3 separate regions of the Homo sapiens genome follow, and regions 2 and 3 are each linked to region 1. A link is a contact called in ENCODE Hi-C or POLR2A ChIA-PET data. All regions are on one chromosome and are shown on one strand. The core of a region is the stretch at or near the end of the contact, and the rest is flanking DNA. Distances in the headings are between cores, read along the strand shown.

What was found. A loop is a pair of places that touch in the nucleus more often than their neighbours do. ChIA-PET counts read pairs that join two places held with the same protein, here RNA polymerase II (POLR2A). Pooled maps may share reads with other maps.
Region 2: a loop to region 1 is called in a map of sigmoid colon, with 2.5 times the contacts of the local background. The contact joins the enhancer-like site here to the promoter of MIR122HG in region 1. A Hi-C loop is called at or near these places in 11 of 168 maps with a recorded cell type or tissue (Caco-2, HepG2, MCF 10A and 8 more), 1 of 37 single-sample maps with no recorded cell type and 14 of 50 pooled maps. POLR2A ChIA-PET finds 5 or more read pairs at or near these places in 3 of 52 experiments (HEK293T, HepG2 and RWPE1).
Region 3: a map of sigmoid colon shows a loop between it and region 1 (2.4-fold over the local background). The contact joins the enhancer-like site here to the promoter of MIR122HG in region 1. A Hi-C loop is called at or near these places in 7 of 168 maps with a recorded cell type or tissue (HepG2, K562, PC-3 and 4 more), 1 of 37 single-sample maps with no recorded cell type and 7 of 50 pooled maps. POLR2A ChIA-PET finds 5 or more read pairs at or near these places in 1 of 52 experiments (H1).

Annotation. Positions count from the first base shown.
Region 1 is chr18:58,443,910-58,448,451 of GRCh38, forward strand. It overlaps MIR122HG (MIR122 host gene), which reads left to right and starts at 2,354. Exons shown (of 3, transcript NR_170245.1): 1 at 2,354-2,428.
Region 2 is chr18:58,388,419-58,392,960 of GRCh38, forward strand. It overlaps NEDD4L (NEDD4 like E3 ubiquitin protein ligase), which reads left to right. Exons shown (of 31, transcript NM_001144967.3): 28 at 667-774; 29 at 2,228-2,324; 30 at 3,069-3,141. Among named protein-coding and RNA genes, the nearest start is that of MIR122HG, 56 kb to the right of the region's middle. RefSeq lists an enhancer at 3,741-4,240. Within about 2 kb of position 2,198, at least 3 of the 41 ENCODE cell types and tissues checked have a DNase peak (open chromatin) inside an H3K27ac peak, as active enhancers do.
Region 3 is chr18:58,491,010-58,495,551 of GRCh38, forward strand. All of the region lies in intron 12 of ALPK2 (alpha kinase 2), which reads right to left. Among named protein-coding and RNA genes, the nearest start is that of MIR3591, 42 kb to the left of the region's middle. RefSeq lists enhancers at 2,182-2,683, 2,684-3,183 and a silencer at 2,960-3,009. Within about 2 kb of position 2,709, at least 11 of the 41 ENCODE cell types and tissues checked have a DNase peak (open chromatin) inside an H3K27ac peak, as active enhancers do.

The DNA of each region.
Region 1 (4,542 bases), core at 1,104-3,603:
GGCAGGACAACGGGGAGCCCTGAGGAATCTGTTTCACTTTAAAGGAGAAAAAACAACAGTTTTTTCTTCTTTAAAAAGGCACTCACCTTTATTTCTTAAAAAATGAAAAGTCACTTTTTTCTTTCTTTCCCAGACAGAGTCTTATTCTAGTGCCCAGGCTGAAAAAAAGCGCTGTGCACTTTTCAGAATTTCTTTTCAGAATTAGGATGGCTGAAATCAGGAGAAGCAACTTTAAAAGTGCACAGCAAGTTTGCAAAGGCAGTGCCAACACTGCAGCGCCAGAAATGTGACCATAAAAAAAAATCCCATTGACACCATATTTATCCACCGACGCTGCGGAGCACAGGGCTTTGGCGATTTCCAGAGAGCCCTCGGGATGTTTTTCTCGCCTCGGGGTGCACTGTTTGGGCTCTTCCCATAGGAACTGAAGGCCAGTCCCTCAGCCCTGTGGGAGGGCCCTGTCTTCTGTAGGGCCAAGTGTGCAGGATCTCTCAGGTAGTCATAGGCAACCTGAAGGAACTTAGTCCCCCCAGGACCCTAGGGAGCATGCCAGGAACAAACAGTGGTGCCCACTCACTGGGCCCATTTCTTGAGTTCAGCTCTTTGACAAGAAAAAAAAAGGCCATTAGTATATTTTTTCATTTTTACCTGAAAAGAAATATGACAACTAACAGGAAGTATGACACTATCAGGATGACAATACCTGCTAGTGAAATTAAGGCCACCCAGCTCCTCAGATCATCATCAACTGGAATGACCAGACCTCACTTCAGCTTGCATTTGTGTTTACTAGAGAGAGCAACGAGGAGTTTCCTTTTAAAGAATAAGAAGGCAAAATAGCAATGTGGTGTGAAATCTCATCTCTACAAAAAAGTACAAAAATTAGTCAGGTGTGGGCACCTGTATCCCAGCTACTGGGGAGACTGAGGCAGGGGGATCCCTTGAGCCCAGAAGGTCGAGGCTGCAGTGAGCTGTGATCATGTCACTGCACTCCTGCCTGGGTAACAGATTGAGACCCTGCCTCAAAAAAAAAAAAAAAAAAAAAAAAAAAGAAAAGAAAGGAAAGGAAGGAATGAAGGAATGAGAGAGAGAGAGAGAGACAGATTGAGAAAGTTGAAAGAAAGACGAAAGAAAGAAAGAAAGAAAGAAAGAAAGAAAGACGAAAGAAAGAAAGAAAGAAAGAAAGAAAGAAAGAAAGAAAGAAAGAAAGAAAGAAAAGAAAAGAAAAGAAAGGAGGGAGGGAGGGAAGGAAGGAAGGAAGGAATGGAAGGAAGCAAGGAAAAGAAAGAAAGAAAAACAAAATAACAAAATGACCTGAGAAGGAAAAGAAATAATCAGAGACATTAAAAATAATCGCCGGCGGATGGGTCTGGTGGCTCATGCCTGTAATCCCAGCACTTTGGGAGGCCAAGGCGGGAGGATCACCTGAGGTCAGGAGTTTGGGACCAGCCTAGTCAACATGGTGAAACCCCGTCTCTACTAAAAATACAAAAATTAGCCGGGCGTGGTGGCGGGCACCTGTAGTCCCAGCTACCCAGGAGGCTGAGGCAGGAGAATCGCTTGAATCCGGGAGGCGGAGGTTGCAGTGAGCCAAGATCACGCCACTGCACTCCAGCCCGGGCAACTGAGCGAGACTCCATTTCAAAAAAATAAGTAAATAAAAAATAAAAAGCAATAATAATAGCCGACAACAGAATACAGCTAGGCCGAGCAGCAGCCTCCTCTGCTGTCCGTGCGGCTCGCCTGTTGCCTGCTTCACTGCCTGACTGTGGGCTCTGTTTGTCTTGGTCCCCGTGGCATTACCAGAGCTTAGCAGATAAGGAGGAGCTTCATACATAATTGTTGGCGTGAACAAAGGAATGCATGGTTAACTACGTCAGAAATGACCAGTTCAAGAGGAGAATGAGATTGGCTTCCAAATGTTGGTCAAGAGCTCTACGTAGCATGAGCCAAGGATCTATTGAACTTAGTAGGCTCCTGTGACCGGTGACTCTTCTGTCTCTAGAAATCTGGGGAGGTGACCAGGTCATACATGGCAGTCTTCCCGTGAGGAACGTTAAACTGGTTGGAAGTTGGGGTTCTGAGGGGAAGATGTATTCACTAGGTGACCTGTCTTCTCTGCCTCGGTGGCCTCCATGGCTGCCTGCTGGCCGCACACCCCCACTCAGCAGAGGAATGGACTTTCCAATCTTGCTGAGTGTGTTTGACCAAAGGTGGTGCTGACTTAGTGGCCTAAGGTCGTGCCCTCCCTCCCCCACTGAATCGATAAATAATGCGACTTATCAGAAAGAGAAAGAATTGTTTACTTTTAAACCCTGGATCCCATAAAGGGAGAGGGGAGAGGCCTAAAGCCACAGAAGCTGTGGAAGGCGCCATCCTGCCTGCCACAGGAAGGGCCTTGGACTGAGAGGACCGGAGCTGACTGGGGGTAAGTGCGGCTCTCCCCCGGCGCCTGCCGACCCCCCTGAGTGATCAGGCCGTTCTTTGGGGTGGCCGCTGACCGAGAAATGACGGGAGGCTGCTGACTCCGGTGTTGAAAAAGATGCCACCCAGCGCCTGAGCAACAGGAGGTGTTGAACACACCATAACTTTGTCTTCCATGATTATTCTGTTTCCTCAGAAAGCTTGAGGAAAACTGGAGACTTTCTTTAGAGAGAGTAACAGATGGTTTCCGTTTAAAGAAAAATAACAAAATGGCTTAAGGAGGAAAAGAAATGATCACCCTGCAGAGGGAGAGAGGATGAGGCTGGGGAGGAGCTGAGGGCTCAGGGACGGTGTGGGGTTTTATTTCTGCCCTTGGAGTGGCTGGACATTAAGCCAGTTCTTGTTTTTACGATGGCCTGATTCAGCAATAACACCAAACCTTCAAACAAAATGCCGGCATTAGAGTCGTTCCTTTGGCATGCCTCTGTCCAGGTCATATTGTTCCCTCAATAGCACTAAAAATAGCTGGACACCTGTGCAGAAATGAGACAGTTCCTTAGGAATCCCCAAGCCTCAGCAATTCTCTTTAAAAAGAGTCCGTGGAGGCCCCAACTTGGCTAAAAATGTACCCAGTGATTCCTTCTTCACCACTGATTGGTGAGAAACACAGGCATGAATAGGTGCATGAATAGGGAACTTTCCAGATTTCCCTTCTAGATGGATTTCAATGAGGAAAGAAATGCTGCTTTGCTCCCTGTTGACAAGAACATTCTATTTTAAAATTTCCATGCACTTTCAAAATGACAAGACTCAGAAGCATAATACCAACTTCCTTTGTCATGTAGACTAACAGCCTAAAATAATCAAATGGATGCATTTAACACATCTATTTTAAATGGCAGTAAACGTGGATTCAGAGTAAAAAGCATCTCCACTTATCTTTCACTTTTTAAGAAATTTTTTTTTGGTACTGATGGGTTAGGTTTGCAGCAAGGTGACACTTCACAGTCCCCAAAGCACCCAAACCCCCTATGGGGTTGGCCCTAGAATGCTCTCAGCCCCTGGGAACAACATCTTAAAGCAAAGACAAGCTGCTCGTGCCCAGATCTGACCTGAGAAAGTGAGTGTTGCGATATTCCTGGTACTTGTGAATCTAAGACGTCACGCTGGGAGCTGTGGTGCATACAGAATGCGTACAGAGTGGTGAATTTGCTGGAGGGTCTGGCTTTGTAAAAGCTTCCTCCTTAATGAGCTTTTTTTCTCACTTATGAAAAGAAATGCAGGGCATTAAAAGAGGAGCAAACCAAATCTAGCCTGTTTTTCATACTCACGGATCCAGTGGGAAAGCTGCATTCTGAATTGGCCACAGCAGCTAGAGATGCCTGGAGATTTCATCACTGTTGGGAAGACGAGTGCAGGAAGATGACAGCACACAGAAATTTCGTGTGTGTGTTTTCTTTAGAAATGGGATCTCAAACAACTGGGCTCAAGGGATCCTCCTGCCTAAGACTCCTGAGTAGCTGAGACTCCAGGAGAAATTTAGTATTAATAGACTGCCATTCAGGAATGGCTAGCACTCTACCTTTCTCAGGGAGATCTCAGGAAGTAAGGCATAAAGAGAGATGGTGGGAGATTTATGTGGATGGGATCGGGGCCCAGGGAAGCTAAACAGAATCCCTCAAGGCCTTTTCCACACTGTAGAAAATTGTGCTGGCATTTGGACAAGTCACCCTGCTTAATATCAAACATCTTTGCCTTAAGCATTATTTTTTCAAAGGAAATAACGTGTTAATACTTCCCAACCAGTGTATAATGTTTCTATTTGTTATTAGCTCGTACTATTTAAGTTCAGTTGTTAAGTTTGAAAATACTAGAACATTAAAAATCTGCAGAATGAGAAATTATTTTGTGAATGTTTAAAATATTCAAAAGTGGATCCTGACACTAACCACTTTTAATTTATTTTACTAGCGATATATTATTGGATGACTTTTTTTTTTTAAAAAAAGAAAACCTTCTGCTTGTTTGTTTAAACTGCTTTGTAAATTGACAGTTTAACCACCTCTGCAGAAACAAAGTAGTAATAAAAGATGTTGGCCATTTTAGCAATGTTTAAAA
Region 2 (4,542 bases), core at 948-3,447, 56 kb before region 1:
AGGAACTTTATTTCCAGGCTTCTGGCTTAGTTCTGTTTCCATTTCATTCTGGTACCTTTGCATAAATATCTTCCATTTGTCCACAGGAAACCTCCCCTGATGGAGAGTTGCATAATAGGAACGGCAAACCTTAGACTAAATGCTAAGTCGAAGACCCAGTTGTGCCTTAGCGTATGTCTGCCATTCTTAGGCCTCTGGGCAGATGAGGTGATTTGTCATCACTGGAATTGATCAACCTGGAGGAGAGTCATAAGCACTAATTCTTTTGTGGGTAGGGAGATGCTTTTAGATATTCAGAGGAATAACCTCTCAGGAGGAGAAGCAGCCAGGGTAATGCACAGATGCTGCTGGAGCGTGAGAGAATCCACAGGTCCCATGCGTAAGACTAGAGGGGTAGGGAGGACGACTGTGGCATTTTTATATCCGATACGACATGCCGTGGCTTGCGCAAGGTTCGAATTGAGCTGCCCTCGTGACTGCTGCCTCTGTGATCTGCTATGGCAGGTGGAGCCTGGAACAGGTGTCTGCCTTCCTCTGTTGTTATGATTTGCTAGCTTACCTTCGCGGCACAGTGACCACATGCTGGCACTGAGGGTGGTCATTTCTCAGTGTGTGATCTCGCACCTTTCACATCCTGCTTTTACATCTGGTAAATTTTCTTCCTAGTTGCTCATGTGCGGCCTCGGTGATGTGGATGTGAATGACTGGAGACAGCATTCTATTTACAAGAACGGCTACTGCCCAAACCACCCCGTCATTCAGTGGTTCTGGAAGGTAACTCCGGGGCCCAGCCCCAGCCGGTGTCCTCCACCTGAGGCAGGATTGAGGGCTGTGTGGCGCCCTCCATTGTGGTCTGACTTCAGGACTGATGCTGGCTTTGGGGTCTGTTAGAGCTTGGACTGCTGGGGGAGGGAAGAGGCAAACTGAGCCAGCAGCCCCGTGGTGGCTCCTCTGTAACTGTAGCAGACAGCTAGACTTGAATGAAGTTGGTCCCTACAAAAGCACACTGGCCTTCCTTGACCACCTCGTGAAAGTGACTTTTATTTGAGGGACTGGTCCTCCAATGCGTAAATAGAAATGGGGGGCTTCTCAGGGCAGAAACAGGCTTCAGGGATGGCTTTGCAAGATGCCACTTTCTGTTAAGAAGTCGTTTTCTCAATTTTTAAAATATATTCCAACAAATATTTTGATCTGTGTATCTTTCAACCAAAGATAACACAACATTTGATTTATTATCTTAGGGCCACTGTTTGTATCCTGTTCAGCTTAGGAGGGAAGTAAAATAGGAATGGGTTAGTCCAAAGGAGATATAGTAAACAAACTTAAAAAAAAAAAAACAGTTATCCCCCAAAAAGGCTGATTATTTACTTCACCCCAAAAAGGAATCATTTAACTTTTTCAAATTTATTTTTATTTATTTATTTATTTATTTTAAAGATGGGGTCTCACTGTGTTGCCCAGGCTGGATTCAAATTCTTGGGCTTAAGCAATCCTCCTACCTCGGCCCCTCAAAGTGCTGGGATTACAGGCATGAGCCACCATGCCCGGCCTTTTTCACATTTCTAAATGCCTTTTATTACTATTTCAAATGCCAGCAGGAATACAGAGATAAAAAAGCAAAATCTTCAAAGCCTAGTCCAGGTCTCACTTGGCTTGTTTTAGATGTTTGCCTACAGCAGTCCAAGTGGCATTACCAGTAAAGCCACCTGGATTCCCATAATAATGCAGATATGTAAGATACACAGATTATTTTAGAACCCCATCTTTGCCTTTGTTGTTTTGTTTTTGTTTTGTTTTGTTTTGTTTCATTTTATAAAATGATGTCTTCTAGGGAACGTGTCTACAATCTGAAATCCCATCTCATAACCTGGCTTCCCCTTGTGATGACAAATCTTAAATACTGTATATTTATAATTGGCTTAGGGGGAACTGGTAAGCCTCGAACACAGAAACATGAGCTTGGTGCCATCAGAGAGTTTGCTTTTTATATCATTTATTTTGGCCTATTGGCAGAAGAAGAAAGAGACGGACATTGTGATCACTCAGTCTCTTAGATTAGAGAGGCCAGCTAGTATTGTGGCCATAAAAAACCTACTCAGTTTTCAGAGTCAACTGTCTAGGTCTTACATTGCAATATAAATAAGATTAAGTTCTGCCTGCCTGCATGACAGCAGCATGTGCCATGGGTCACGTGGGGGGTATAATGACCTTCTGCCTCTGTTCATAGGCTGTGCTACTCATGGACGCCGAAAAGCGTATCCGGTTACTGCAGTTTGTCACAGGGACATCGCGAGTACCTATGAATGGATTTGCCGAACTTTATGGTGAGCAGGATACCATTGGATTCAGTTGTCCTCCTGGGAATTTCCAGCCAGGCATGAACTCTGGCCCAAGAACCCTGCCGCCAGGCCTCTGCAGAAGGCTAAGTTTCAGGACAGTGTGCCATGCATAGGTTCCATGAAAGTTCAATGAAAGTACTGTTATCTATACTTTATATAGATAACATGGTGCTTCTACTTCGAGGGATTGGGGGGCAGTTTGTGAAGAGGTCCATAAGGCTGCTCTTTTTTTTTTTTCCTAGTTTAGTTTTTTAGTAAATCGTTAAAAACTAGGTTTTGTAGGGTCATTTATATGGTCGTAAACTGAGGTATAAAGTCACCTCCAGTAGGCAGAATTTTTCAGTGTTTACCATAGATTTAAAAATCACTCTGTACTTTGCATACTGAAAGTCACATTTCATTCACCCTCCCACCCACAAAACTAGTTTGAAGTTTAAATTTCCAGGGCCCAGCTGAGAGGCTGTAGCTGCCTGCCTTTCCACGTAACTGTTGTGTTTGTTAATCTTGGTGCAGTTCCATTCTGGAGACTAAGCAGAGTCTTTCTGTGAGGTTGTGCAGACCTCTGGCTTCCCTCAACATTAAATATCAATGTTGCAGCAGAAGAGAGTGTCTTGGGCCTCACCCCTGGGGGCAAACCCTGCCCTGACAGTAGCTGGACTGCAGACCACACCATAGCTTCATTCTTCTGCCCCAAGCAATCTTAACATTTCTTTTTCTTTTCTTGTCTAGGTTCCAATGGTCCTCAGCTGTTTACAATAGAGCAATGGGGCAGTCCTGAGAAACTGCCCAGAGCTCACACATGGTGAGTGACAAAAACACATGCATGTCAATGCAATATCTGAACTGCTTAGCTGGGTATGGTGCTGGGCTCAAGGCTATTGAATGCTCTGTTTCCTGTCTGTAAGTAGCTTAGAGAATTAAAGGACAGTGATGTGGATGAAAATAGAAATTGTACAGTAGTGCTAATAAGACATAATGCACTCAGTATGTTTGGCACATAAAGGGCTCAGGCCTCCCTGCTGTGGGGAATTTCTCCTCTGAGCCCAGTCCTTCCCTCATTATTCTAGGTAGTGGAGCTTTCACTGTTCAGCATACATAGATAAGGCAGCTCTCAACCTGTATAATAAACACGTTGGGTTTTTACTCCAACCTTAAATTGGTTGAGAAGTTAGGACAAAATACCCTGTAGAAACATCCTTTTTCAAAGGCCTTCTATGCCCATGAATAACCTGTAATTCCCTGGAATTGAGCAGTAACATGACTGTGGTCGGAGGAGGGTAAGAGGGCTGACACGTGGCCAGGGATGCCCAAGCGTGGAGCGTGGCTGCCCTCAGAAGGCCCTCTCAGGAGGCACAGTGACGCAGAAGGGTCCCAGTTGTTTTCTGAACAGTTGCATGAAACCCAGCACAAATGCAGACTGGATGGGATCAGTTTCTTGAAGCCGGGTTCAGGGAGCTCTTGCTAACTCAAACTCCCATGTCCCTCGTGTTGGTTTTTCTGCAAAGGCCTTTATTTCTTGCTCCTGAGGAAGCAGCAGAAGTGGGCCTTCTGGAAAACGGTGAGCAGCGTAGCCCTGTGTTTCTCATGCAGCGGGGGCTGCAAAGCCTGCTCTGGCCATAGTGAGCTAACATAAGCAACCAAACACTCCCTGCAGGAAACGCCCTCCCTTACACTAGAAGTGCTGGCCAGGAGAGAATTCTCATGAACATGTGTTTGCGAAAAATTGGCTGTGAAAGGTTTTTCACTTCTGTCGGATTCCCTTGCCTCACCAGAAAGGTGTTTTTTTTTTCTATTCGTACCATTCACGTGACTCTCCAGATGGAAACAATGTGGTCATTGCCTGTCAGAGCCTTGAAAGCAAGCTGACTCCAGCCTAAAATTCATGAATATTCAGAGCAGTCATTGTCCGTGGTTCTCTGGCTTTATTCTAAGGGAAGAATGTTTGAGTAGTTCAGAGCTTTTATCCAAATGGTGTCCAAGTCATATGTGGTTTTCTGGGTTCTACTGGCCTCCATATGAAGGCACCAGCGTTGAGCCAAGCCCCAGGACTGTGGGTGGTGATGCGAAACTCAAGCTCATAATACTAACCAGGATGAAGATTAGGAAAAGCGAAATTATTGGGCACAGTCATCATCTGTGGTCAGGCACTGCTTAATCTTTATGGCAGCCTTATGAGATATGTTATTCCCTTGGGCTGTCAGAA
Region 3 (4,542 bases), core at 1,459-3,958, 47 kb after region 1:
GACACCCACCAGATAAGCAGCCTGAGATTCGCCCACTGTCCTAAGCCCCAGAGCTCTGATCCCCAAAGGGCTGTGCTGGTTTTATCTGCAAATGGGAGTGAAACCACCTTTGCAGAAATTATAACTGAGAAAATTGTGACAGTGAAAGAGATCTGACTGAACTGACTCCGTCTTGCTTCTCACCTCCAAGCTCTCCTTGTTCTTTCCTGGGCAGAGGCCAAACTAACTTGGGGAGGAACTTAGTTTATAGTTTGACTTTGAAACAAAGACGGTAACAGCCCTTTCCCAAAACAAACTCCCTTCTTGCCTGGGAACTAGACTGCCTTTGCAGGACTAACAAATTAGCCAAAAGATTAGAAATTATGGTTTAGGAGTCATGCAGCTGGAGGCTACAAGGTTCTAAACTTCCCCAGTTTCTCCTAGGGATGACATCACAATTGTAAAACCTAAGCCTGGTGCTTGAGATGTTTTTCAGACCCTGCCCTCGATGGATCAACTGGCGCCTCCCAGATCAATAAACTGGCTCATTTAGTCTTGTGGCCCCCACCCAGGAACTGACTCAGCACAAGAGGACAGCTTTGACTCCCTACGATTTCGTCTCCCACCTGACCAATCAGCACTACCCCCACTTCCCGACCCCCAATCCCCAAATTTTCAGGGAGACTGATTTGAGTAGTAATAAAACTTCAGTCTTCCATACAGCTGGCCCTATGTGAATTAAACTCTTTCTCTGTTGCAGTTCCCATCTTGATAAATCGGCCATGTCCTGTCTAGGCATACAGGCAAGGAGAACTTGTGGGGCGGTTACAGGAGCCTCTGCAGGGCCACAGGGCAGGTAATTGAGGTGAGGGAGAAGCGCGTCAGCATTCCCACTAGGTACAGGCTTTTTGAGAATTCACCATTCAGAGGAGCAGCTGGGCTGACGCCCTGGGTGGCAGTGAGGGTGGATAGAGGCAAAGCCACATTTCCAGTGTGCTCCAAGTTGCACAGCGAGGGCTGCAGGGCCTTCCGTATTGACAAACTCTGAATCCTCACGAGGGGTGCTCACCACTCTGGAACATCACTCCGCCGTTAGTCCCTCATTGTTTTCCCACAGGCTCCTTCCCCTCTGCCTTCAAACAGGCAAGGTCTCTTTAGACACACACACACACACAACACACAGAGGCAGACACAAAAAGACACAGACACAGATATACACACAGACACACATGCACACACATACACAGGGACACAGACACAGAAACAAAGACAAAGACACGCACACAGACATATATACGCGCACACACACACGCACACATTCCCCACACCTCCTTTTCTGGCTACCTTCTAGACTTTTCCTTGTCTTTAGTCGACAAACTTGTTTAGTTGCTGGCATCTTGGCAGCACATTCCCTCTCTGATCTGTCATGAGGCTCCCACCTGGTGACACTACATTGGCTTAGACCTTCCTGAAGGCAGTGATAACCTTTTTCTTGTCTATTCTGGTCTTCACCCCATGCTGTCCACTCAGGCTCTGTCACCCCAACCCTCTCAGCCATCCCTGTACCTGCCTCGTGCTTCTGTCTCCTACTGGCCACCAGTCTGTCCTGCAGGGGTGATCTCGAATCTACCAGACTTCTCTAGACGTTCTCTCTGTTCAGATTCATCTCTGAAGCTGGATGACAAGCGATGCAGCACCTGTCCCTGAGTCCTCAGGTCCTGGGGAATGGACTGGGCAGAGGGACAACTAGGGAATAGGGTCAGGAGTGGGAGGAACCCATGGATCCCAATTCCAGACATTTCAACAGAACTGTCCTTTGTAAGACTTCTGGGTAGAGGCCAGGATACTGCTGTGCTAGTCCCTCCATGGAGGGGGCATGTCCTGGCTGGCTCTGTTGGGCCTGGGAGACTCCCCCATACACTGAGAGCACTGCTATAGTAGGGTCTGCCTTGCCAAAAACTGCGAAAATCACCACTGTTCCCTTCAGACTTCCCTCCAGCCTCCAAACTTCCTTAATGGCAAAGACTGGCCACATAAATCAGCCAGCGGGCCAGCCAGCCCTACTACAGAATGGGCTGACCGGATGAAGATGGGATGCAGGTGGCCTTCCAGGACAGATGACCCTGTGGCAGGCGGGGACAGGAGCTATCTGGGGCATAAAATTGCCTTTCTCAAGCTGACAGGCCTGTGAGATTGGTCCGCTGATGCCTGGCATTGGGGACTCAGCTGAAATGTTTGGTGTTCTATAGTGACATGGCCCTGCTATGAGACACTTTAAAGGCATCAGGAATTCTGTTCCAATGTCCCTTTGTTTCCTCTCCTGGCAGACTCATGCATTGCTTTAAATAGTCTGCCTGGAGTCACCACTCATGCACATAAGCCTATTCTCGGGGCGTGTTTCTTCGGATTAGATTGTTTCTTCCCACCTCCAAGTTTGTTTTGGCGCTTCCTCTCCAGGTACGGTGGTGGCTCGGCCTTGTGACTGGGCAAAGCATCCCAGGTGGCTGCCGTCCCCTCCATCTGCTTGTGGGCATTGAAGGCAGAGCCTTTCTTTTGGAACTCAGCTTGGCCGAGTGTGGGAGTCTATTTTGATCTTTTCTCCTGTTCATGGCCAGGACCAGAGCTAGGCACGCAGACCCCAATGGAGCCTGCTTTCTCAAGGCAACTGTCCTCCTGCTACATGAATGAATCATCCAGGCTTCTGTCCAGGGTCTCGGGAATTTGGCTTCCATGTCAGGGACGCTTGACACAAGCCACACATCCTTAAGCCTCGTCGTTCCTTCCTCCGAGGGTAGAAAGATGCAAGGCTGGCTGGCAGCCACTGCGAGGGGTGTCCTTTACGGCTGTCCATATTAATCTTATTTTGGTCTAATGCTTACTGCCAGGGAAGAAATCTGCTAATGGTACTTTTCTTTGTTTTATTTCAATCTGGCAACAGGAAATTGGCTTTTTAGGGGAGACTACAAAGGGCAAAGTATTGGTTCTGGTGCCCTCTGGTGGTTGAACTGCAATCTCGTCGCCTCCCCGGGAACTCCCCGACTGGCTGGAGAGAAGCATGAGTTTGCAGTTCGGCTCCACTGCACGCATGGCTTTAGATCGGTCTGGAGTTGGTTAGGTTACGTTTCCAAATCTCCAGTTATAAAATTAGGCCTTTTTTCCTTGTGTAATTTCCAATTAGAAATTTGTTCAACGGGTTAGTATCTTGGGTCTATCTAGAAAATGGATTACTGGATGTCAAAACAATCTTACTTGCCATACTTTGTAACCTGAAATTTTTGTACTCAACATTTGCCAAAAGATTGAGGTGGCTGAGGCACAGGGGATGTGTTTCCAGACATAATTATATCTCTGGCTCCCAAGAGAAATATGACATACTCCTGTTAAAAGGAACATACAATGAAGTAAAGTTGAATTAAAATGAGTAAGTCATGACAATTCTCTATTTTATTTTATGAGATTAGAGTAATTACTCCTGAAATAGGATCATAGCCTTTGACTTCATTGAACAAGACAGCAAAACAGGTTGCATGACTGGGGTGTCAGCAGCCAAATATATGGTCCTGATTGAGACATATGGGAATTTTTTTTTTTAAATGACACACGGAGCACTGCTTCTTATGGTGGTGCTGTTCCCCCAGCTGAACCCTGCCAGGTACCAGCCCCCCCATAGAACTTGCGACTCTCCCTTTGCATCATGAATGAACTAAGCTCACTCACAGTTGCTTGCTAAGAATCAAGAGAACTTGCTCGATCAACCCTTATTCCTCCATCTTCTCTCCTGCTGTCTGCAGTCTGCGATGCTCGCCTTCCTTTCTTCCCCAGCTCATTTGCCTCCCACCTGGACTTTCCTGTCTGCAGAGTGCCCTTGAACTTGAGCCCTTTCCAAGTCTGTCCTCATGAGTTATCTCCCTTTTGCAGCTTTGACATTCACTGGAGAACTTTTTCAATTGTGCCTCGCCTCCCAGCATTGAGGATCTGCCGTTCACTTTGGGGTGCTGACTTCAAGCAGGAAAGACTTCTTGACTCCTGCCAGCAAGCAGGCTGCCCCATGCCCCATGCCCCATGCCCCATGCCTCCTCACCTGTGAAGTGAGGAGGTCGGGCTTGATCACTGGTTTCCACTCCAGAGGGGTTCCCAGGAGCCTCTAAAGAGGTCTCTCAACCACCTCTTATGCTCTGTTTGGAGAAGTTTTACCTTTTCATCAGTTTTTCAAACTGTGATTGTAAGATATATTTCTTTTGGGAAAAAGACTGTGGCTTAAAAAGGTAACGTTTAAAGAAAAGTTTTTAAAAAACAAAAGACAAGAAGATCTAATATCCCTGCCAAAGCTCTCAAACACTTCAGAATCTCCTCCTCTCCCAGCTCCTGCTCCCTGGCCTCTCCTTGGGTGGGAAGGCAATGAGTAAGTAATACTTTATAGACAGCATTCTGCACTGGGCTCCAGCCGTCAGTGCTTCTAATGGGTCTTGGGCAGCTGTCCCGGGCCAGATAAGTCACATTAAAGCTGAGAACAAAACCAAAGGATTGGATTTCTTTTTAAATCAGGAGGGGAAAAAATGTACC